Linked DNA regions of Homo sapiens: all the other regions are linked to region 2. Evidence: chromatin contacts called from ENCODE Hi-C data. All regions are on one chromosome and are shown on one strand. The core of a region is the stretch at or near the end of the contact, and the rest is flanking DNA. Distances in the headings are between cores, read along the strand shown. Region 1 holds the start of FBXO10 (F-box protein 10). Region 2 holds the start of TOPORS (TOP1 binding arginine/serine rich protein, E3 ubiquitin ligase). Region 3 holds the start of TOMM5 (translocase of outer mitochondrial membrane 5).

Region 1 (2,799 bases), core at 81-2,580, 5.0 Mb after region 2:
AGTCTCTCCATTTGCAAAGGAGACAGCTGGATTAGATGGTTTCCCAGGCATCCTCCAGCTCTGACAGTCAATCACCGTACTGTGTTTTTTTTTTCGGTGGCTACACATGCCTGGCACTTTTCTCTCCCCTCAGAGGGAATCTGATACCAATCTGCTCAAGTAAATTGATGTTCCCATCCAGCCTGACTCATATGGTAGGAACAACAGGTTCATATGCCAATTGTAAAAGAGAAGGCAAAGGGGGCCCAGAATGAGAAAAAGAAAAGGTCTTACAAACCAAAACGGCAGTTTTCAGGACTAAAAATATAGAAACAAATGTGATTATTCTGCTGAAAAAGCCCTTCACGTGGGGCAATCTCTAGCTTACTAATAATGCTTATATTAACAGCATTATCTACTGAGGCTTTTGTGCCAGACACTGTGTGCTAAACCCTTTACAATTAATCCTCCCAGCAACCCATGAGCTTATTACCTCCTTTTCACAGATGAGGAATCAATCTGGCTGAAGGTCACAAAGCCAGTAAGTGGCAGAACTGTGATCTGAACCAGAGCTAACTGACTCCAGAGTTCTGGCTCCTCAAATGACTTTCCCCTCTGTTCTTCACTGTAGTCCTAAGAGCGAGGCAGGACAGGGGTTATCACTTTTTGTTTAAAGATGAAAAAACCGTCTGAGAGGCTTGAGATTTGCATAAAATACACAGTGGGTGCCCAGCCCCATATTTGCCCCTTGAGATTTGCATAAAATACACAGTGGGTGCCCAGCCCCATATTTGCCCCTGCGTTCCTAGGTGAAGGCTCTTCCCATCCCAAGAGTCAGCTTCTTCTTCTTCGACTTTACTTACACACTCGAAAAATCTCAGGGCTGGAGGCACCGCGGAGATACATGCTCCGCGTCCGGTAGTTTTACGGGAGGGTAAACCAAGGCATAGCTCTCCGTCGGCGCGCCTGAGCCTCCGGATGCCGGGGGACCGCGGAGCCGCGGGCGGCCTGAGGGTACGCCTCATGGTCCTGCCAGACCCCTGATGCCCGAAGCCCGACCAGACGCTCAGCCTCGGCCAGGACTGAGCGGCGCCTCCTGGGTCGGTCGCCTGGGGAAGCGCCCCGGGTCCCCTCCCCCGGCCGCCCAAGTTCGCCCGCAGCCTCTGCGCACCGGCCGCTTACCTCACAGGGCGCTCGCCCACCGCGGAGTCCGGGCCGCGGCCGCCGGTGCCCTGGAAGCCACCCGCCGCCCCCGCTGGAGCCGCAGCAGCCGGTAGGATTGCGGCGTGCGGCCAGCCCCGCCCGGGGGCGGACAGCTGCCTGGGGATCGTGCGGAGCCGCCGCCGTCATGTGACGCGCAAGGCGGCGAAGGATGCCGGGAGCAGCTGGCTGGCCGGGGCTGGGCTTCCCGACCACCGCGCATAAAAGCTGTATCTGCAGGAGGGGCACCGGGAGGCGGGAGGAAGGCAGACGAGGAGGGGGCGCGTGGGGCTTCGGGTACTGCAAAGGCGAGCTTGCGGAAGGACGATTCAGGCTCGTGTTGCGTGGCCCCAGAAGGGGCAGAAATAGAACCAGTGGGTGGAAACTGCAGGGAGGCATGCTAAGGCCAATACAGTGTAAATAAGATTCCTGCGAGCACCAGTTATCTAACAGTATAAGGAGCAGTTTCCTGGGGTGCTAGGCACCCTGTAGATGAGCATGTAGGGTCTGGGTTCATTCACTGAACAAACTGACCATTGGCTACCTGCCAGACAATGTACTAGGAGTACATATTAAATTAGTTGTATGTATGGCGCTTAGCATAATGCCTGCCACAAAGTAAATGCTGTATGTTTGTTGCTGCTGGTGCCGTTACTATTATGGGCACAAAAGTGAACAAAGCAGATATGGTTCCTCTTCTCCTGAAGTTAATTCTGTAGTGGAGAAGGTAGACGGTAATCAAGTGTCATTTAAACCAATATGTGTTTAAAATTGTAGAAAATGCACGGAAGGAGCTGTAATTTAAAAATAGGGGCCAGGTGTTCATGCCTGTAATCCCAGCGCTTTTGCAGGCCGAGGCTGGAGGAAAGATCACTTGAGCTCAGGAGTTCGAGGTTAACAGTGAGCCATGATTGTGCCACTGCACTCCAGCCTGGGTGACAGGGCGAGACTCTTGTTTCAAAAATAAAACTAAATAAATTAGGGACCAAGGAAGGGTAGTCAAGGAAGACCTCTCAGAGTAAGATAAAGAGTTAGCCAAATGGAAGAGGGGCAGGGTAAGCCCTGTGAAAACTCTTGGACCAGGTGGGTTGGGTTGGAGGAGAAAAGATCGCTCTTTGTGGAAATGGAAAACGTCTAGCTTGTCTGAAGCTTTTTAACGGGAAGAACAATATAAGTGAGGTCAGAAAGGTAGGTAGGGGCCAGATCACGCAGCACTTAATAGGCCATGATAAGGATTTTAAAATTGTACGTAACAGGAAGCCATCGAAGGGGTGGAGGATTTGATACCTTTTAAAGCAGTATGTCAGCTACTATGTGAAGACAGGAGTTAAGGGTGGAAGCAGAGATTGGTAGCTTAACCTATTAACTGGGCCCGTGGAGGTGCTATTTATTGAAATGGGAACTATTGTAAGGGGAATATATTTGGAAGCGGGGGGAGATCAAGAACTCCCATTTGAACTTGTTAAATTTGACACTGCCAGTTAGAATGACTATTAACAAAAAGACAAAAAAATAACAAATGCTGGTGAGGACATGGAGAAAAGGGAACTCTCATACACTGAATTATACAGCCAGTATAGAAAAATGCATGGAGGTTTCTCAAAAAAGTAAAACTAGAAC
Region 2 (2,753 bases), core at 45-2,544:
CTCTGCGGAAACTTAGGAAATTATCTTTAGTGTCTAGATAGGGGAATTGTTAGATGGACTTGAAGTCTCTCACCTCCTGTTGTACGCCTCCCGGAAGCAACACCAGGAGTCCAACGGGATCCCAAACCAGAGCCCAACCAGTATCCTATAAAGTCTTCAGAGAGGGATCCCCTCCAGGCTGGGGAGAAACAGGACAACCTAACAAAACAGGGCCTGGACTCCTCCCTAAACAGACCACGTTTTTCTCCGCTCTTCCCCTTCCCACTCCCTGAAATCTAGACTAAAACTCTTTTAAGATAACTGCGAGGTATAAAGAACGTCTAGAGCCTAAGCGGCCCGTTGCCAGATTCTACTCCTCAGGCCTCAAATGTGAGCGCCCCAAACATTCTAGAGCTGAACCTGGTACGCTCGCCCACCAAACTGCCGTGCTCGGGGCTTAGTATCTCACGCGCGGCAGTTCAAGAACATCAGACACGCTCAACAAACACTTGTTGCTTGACTGATACATTATGGCGGGTAACGCGTCCCACGTATTTCTTCTTAGAGATATACATTACGCTATACGTTTCTGAAGAATGGCTCGATTTACAGGGGTTCCCACAACGATTTGTCACATATAAAAGAGTGGGTGGTATTTTTACGTCAAAGATGAACAGGCGAACGTCCATCTAAATCGTGTGGTATCAGATGCGGGGAGGCGTGGGGGAGGGAGCGGGGGAGAAAGCGTTAATTCTTCCAGCTTTAGAGCCAGACGTAATATTTAAAACGTGGATTGTTTTTCAAATTAACTTTTAAATGGACACGACAGCACCTTATCCTGCATTAATATTGCATTGCAACTAGAAAGAAAACCAGTGGAGGTACGCCTATCTCCTTAGTTGGCAAAAAAAAAAAAAAAAAAGCAATTTTTAACATTTTCTCGTTTATTCCCCTCTCTAAAAGGCGGGCAAGGCCCCCGATCACGTGATACCGCCCCCCAACTCCGGGCGGAAGAGGCCAGCGACAGCGCTGCACGAAGCGAGTGGGCGGGCGCTCGTGCCCGGCTAAAAGATGGCTGCTGGCGCCTGGCAGCCACCGCCTGGGAGGTTACTGTAAGGCCCGCAGCTCCCGCCAGCTCCCGCGGACTGCTGCCGCCTCCTTACCATGAAGCCAGTAAGTCGTCGCACGCTGGACTGGATTTATTCAGTGGTAAGTCCCGGGGATCGCGGGCCCCCACCGTGTCGACTCACTGGGCCCGCAGGCGGAAAGGCCCTATTTCTTCAGCACCCAGAAACTCCAAAATCCATTCCTGAATTAAGCATTTCACTCCCTCACCTCGACTCCGCCTCTTCCTGGAGGATACGATCTTCCGCTTCTTACGTAAGGGCTGCTGGGTGTACCCGCCACTGGAACCCCATTTATTCGACTTTGTTACTTTAATTCCCACCTTAGCAATGGCAACGGTAACCTGACGGGGGCGAGGGGAAATATCAGGTAGATTTCACACCTCCTTTGCGATTTTTGGTTTAGTTGCTGCTTGCCATCGTTTTAATCTCCTGGGGCTGCATCATCTATGCTTCGATGGTGTCTGCAAGACGACAGCTAAGGAAGAAATACCCAGACAAAATCTTTGGGACGAATGAAAATTTGTAACTCTTCTGGATTTAATTATCTGAAAATACAGTTCTTTCCCTCATGCTTATGTAGATATAAAAATAAAATTCATAATGCAAAGTTCCCAAGTTTATTTTTGCATTATCCTTTATAACAAGCACTAGTATGCAAATTTTTCACTTAGAGATTTTAGTATTTTACATTCTCATGACAAAATTAACAGCAACCTAAATCTGACAGTCTTGAGTGTCAGATCATAGTTGGAATAAGCTTTTCAATCAAGTTTCTAAATTCTTCAAAAATGATTCGGAAAGCTTTTTTTTTTTTTGAGACGGAGTCTTGCTCTGTCGCCCAGGCTCAGTGGCACTATCTCGGCTTACTGCAAGCTCCGCCTTCTGGGTTCACACCAATCTCGTGCCTCAGCCTCCGCAGTAGCTGGGACTACAGGAGCCCGCCACCACGCCCGGCTAATTTTTTTGTATTTTTAGTAGGGACGGGGTTTCACTGTGTTAGCCATGATGGTCTCGATCTCCTGACTTCGTGATCTGCCCGCCTCGGCCTCCCAAAGTGCTGGGATTACAGGCATGAGCCACTGCGCCTGGCCGGAAAGATTTCCTTAAAACAAAAGTGCATGGAATTGCTGTTCTTACATTTGTTTATTGTGATATTTCACTGTTGCATACCCTGATACCAAATTAGTGTAAGTACTGTGTAAGAAAAAAACAAACAAACATGTAACTAAATACTTTTCCATACCGTTTTCCAAGTCAAGAATGACCAGAAAAAGTAGGTAGTCTCTCATATTTGTTTAGCATGTCCACTTTTTACTTATTGTTAAATTACTCAGTCTCAAATTGTACAATGCTTGAAAACAGATATGACAATTTCTGAGATTAAACTTTATTAAAGTTACTTTTCCAGAAAATTCAGTAAATATGGTAATATAGGAACAAACTTAGGCTCATAAGCCTTTTAACTTTTTACATAATCTTTAATGATGTTGATCAGGAAATTCTTTCATTGGTGGAATTACTTCTCCAGTCTCCAGAATTGTATCACCCTAGGAAAACAAAGATACAGTTAGTACAAAAATCTTAAGTCTACAGAGGTGATAGTTCTATTCTGTTCTATGTTCATCAGATCTCACATGGAAAATGTAC
Region 3 (2,700 bases), core at 72-2,571, 5.0 Mb after region 2:
AATCCTATAGACTCATATTCTTTTTTCCCATTTTTTTCCAAAAAACTAATGACTCACTTCACCCTCTATACAAAGAAACAGAAATGAAGCAAAACTTTTTGGATTTCAAAGGTCAGCACTTTTGAAAGGGAAGGAACCCGGCCGCTGGTTCACGCCTGTAATCCCAGCACTTTGGGAGGCTGAGGCAGGTGGATCACCTGAGGTCAGGAGTTCGAGACCGGCCTGGCCAACATGGTTAAACACCCATCTCTACTAAAAATACAAAAATTAGCCGGGCGTGGTGGCGCGCGCCTGTAATCTCAGCTACTTGGGAGGCTGAGGTGGGAGAATGGCTTGAACTCGGGAGGCAGAGGTTGCAGTGAGCCAAGACTGCGCCACTGCACTCCAGCCTGGGCAACAGGGCGTGACTGTGTATCGAGGAAAAAAAAAAAAAAGAAAAGAAAAGAAAGGGAAGGAACCTGGTACTGAGTTAAGAGTTCTGGATTTTAGGTCAAGATCATTCACTGAATCGCTGAGTGACCTTTGGCCAGCCTTCCCAAGAAGGCTGTTTCTTCCTTCTAGAACTATGGTTCTGTTTCTCTGTTTCTCTGTCTGCAAAAACGAGGGAGTTCCTCTAGGGATAATTACTTGAGCTCTTTCAGCTCAAACATTCTTTTTTTTGAGATGGAGTCTTGCTCTGTCACTCAAGCTGGAGTGCAGTGTCGCGATCTCGGCTCACTGCAACCTCCGCCTCCTGGATTCAAGCAATCCTCCCACCTTAGCCTCCCGAGGAGCTGGGATTACAGGCGCCCGCCACCACGAACTCCTGACCCCAAATGATCCGCCCGCCTCGGCTTCACAAAGTGCTGGGTGGGATTACAGGTGTGAGCCAACGCGCCCGGCAGCTCAAACATTCTTCAAGCTGGGAGAACCAGGATGATTAAACACGCGCGCCGGCCACCACGTGCACTTCAGTGCCCGGACCCTGACCCGCAGACCTCAAACCGCGCATATGCCCGTCGCCTTCAACGCGCACCCTCCTTGCTCCCCGCTACCGTTCAGCTCAGTTCGAAGGCCCCGATGACCCCTTAGAGTTAAGGGGTGCCCGTCGGTGAGCTCCCCGCTGGTCTCACAGTCACAGCCCGGGAGACACTCACTGACTCGCAGGAGGGCCACGTAGATGAGAAAGTTCCGTATGGAGGAGATCACATCCTCGCGCATCTTCCGTTTCATCTCCTCCGGGTCCAGCTTCGGCGCGAGGCCCTCAATCCGGAACATCGCGGCTCTGACTTAGCAGCTTCCAGCCGCCGCGCTCTGCTCTCCACGGTGGCCGCCTCGCGCCCGGAACTCGGCCTATCCTCACTTCCTGTTCCCGCCCTCTCGTTGCCACACTCGACGATGGATGCCTGCACGGGACAATCCACGTCCTGACCCAGCTGATCTGAAGTGCGGTGTGAAGCGGGCGGCCGCAAGCTCAGCAACGCAGGCTCTGGTTTCTCCACGCTGTCTTTAATAACATCTGTCATACAAAAATCAGCCCGGCTCGGTGGCGCGTGCTTACAATCCCAGCTACTCGGGAGGCTGAGGCAGGAAAATCGCTTGAACCCAGGAGGGGGATGTTGCAGTTAGCCGAGATCGCGCCACTGCGCTCCAGCCTGGGCGACAGAGCGAGCGAGACTCCGTCTCAAAATAATAATAATAATAATAATAATAACAACAACAATAACATCTATCTTGAGCCTGGAGCGCTGCGCTGTAAAGTGCTTTTACGCGCTGGAGGGGGCTGTGCACATAGGTACCACTGTAAACAGTGATAACTAACATTTATTGAATATTCAATATAATTGTCCCCCGTGAATTCGATATTATAATCTTCGTTTCCTAGATTAGACAATTGAAGCACAGAGATCTTTAAAACATCTTGCCCAAATGTGCTTTAATTTTTATTTATTTTTTTATTGCTAATTGTGGTGGTTGAGACTGTTCTGGAACTCCTGGGTTCCAGGATCCAAGCGATCCTCCCGCCTCGGCCTCCCAAAGTGCTGGGATTACAGGCGTGAGCTATCGCGCCTGGCCCCCAAATGTGCTTAAAAATACCTCAGAGGGGGAAAAAAGTATTGAGAGAGATAAGTGATGTCAGCAAAATATTAAAAACTGCTGGTGACTAGTACTTCATTTTAGTTAATTATTCTAGTCTTTCTTGAGTATGTTTGAAACTTTACATAAGTTAAAACAAAGAGACAAAGATGAAACTTTTTTTTTTTTTTTTTTTTTTTTGGAGACAGAGTCTCGCTCTGCCGCCCAGGCTGGAGTGCAGTGGCGCAATTTCAGCTCACTGCAACCGCTGCTTCCCAGGTTCAAGTGATTCTCCTGCCTCAGCCTCCTGAGTAGCTGGGATTACGGTTGCGCAGCACCACGCCTGGCTAAATTTTGTATTTTTTGTAGAGACGCGGTTTCACCATGTTGGCCAGGCTGGTCTTGGAAACTCCTGATCTCAGGTGATCTGCCCACCTCGGCCCCCAAAAGTGCCGTGATTACAGGCATGAGCCACCGCACCTGGCCTTTTTACAGATTATTGAAGCACAGAGGTCTTTAAAATACTGTTAGCCAAGTAACACAATATGTATAAAGCAAGTTCAAATCTGATCAGCATTTTACAGATGAATAGAAAGAGGCTCAGAAACCAAGTCCAGCTTTGGTGTGAAGCCCTTTATCTGGAAC

What was found. A loop is a pair of places that touch in the nucleus more often than their neighbours do. Pooled maps may share reads with other maps.
Region 1: a pooled map shows a loop between it and region 2 (3-fold over the local background). The contact joins the promoter of FBXO10 here to the promoter of TOPORS in region 2. A Hi-C loop is called at or near these places in 5 of 50 pooled maps.
Region 3: a loop to region 2 is called in a pooled map, with 7 times the contacts of the local background. The contact joins the promoter of TOMM5 here to the promoter of TOPORS in region 2. A Hi-C loop is called at or near these places in 5 of 50 pooled maps.

What each region holds. Positions count from the first base shown.
Region 1 is chr9:37,575,050-37,577,848 of GRCh38, forward strand. FBXO10 (F-box protein 10) reads right to left here and starts at 1,331. Exons shown (of 11, transcript NM_012166.3): 1 at 1,162-1,331. RefSeq lists a silencer at 985-1,364.
Region 2 is chr9:32,551,292-32,554,044 of GRCh38, forward strand. It overlaps TOPORS (TOP1 binding arginine/serine rich protein, E3 ubiquitin ligase), which reads right to left and starts at 1,295. Exons shown (of 3, transcript NM_005802.5): 1 at 1,143-1,295. The coding sequence starts at 1,145. It overlaps SMIM27 (small integral membrane protein 27), which reads left to right and starts at 1,036. Exons shown (of 2, transcript NM_001387564.1): 1 at 1,036-1,188; 2 at 1,510-1,716. The coding sequence starts at 1,144. The coding sequence ends at 1,632. NDUFB6 (NADH:ubiquinone oxidoreductase subunit B6) reads right to left here. Exons shown (of 4, transcript NM_002493.5): 4 at 1,710-2,653. The coding sequence ends at 2,585. RefSeq lists a silencer at 1-75 and enhancers at 355-1,069, 716-925, 936-1,265, 1,070-1,783.
Region 3 is chr9:37,591,276-37,593,975 of GRCh38, forward strand. It overlaps TOMM5 (translocase of outer mitochondrial membrane 5), which reads right to left and starts at 1,322. Exons shown (of 2, transcript NM_001001790.3): 1 at 1,137-1,322. The coding sequence starts at 1,257. RefSeq lists an enhancer at 919-1,678 and a silencer at 2,637-2,700.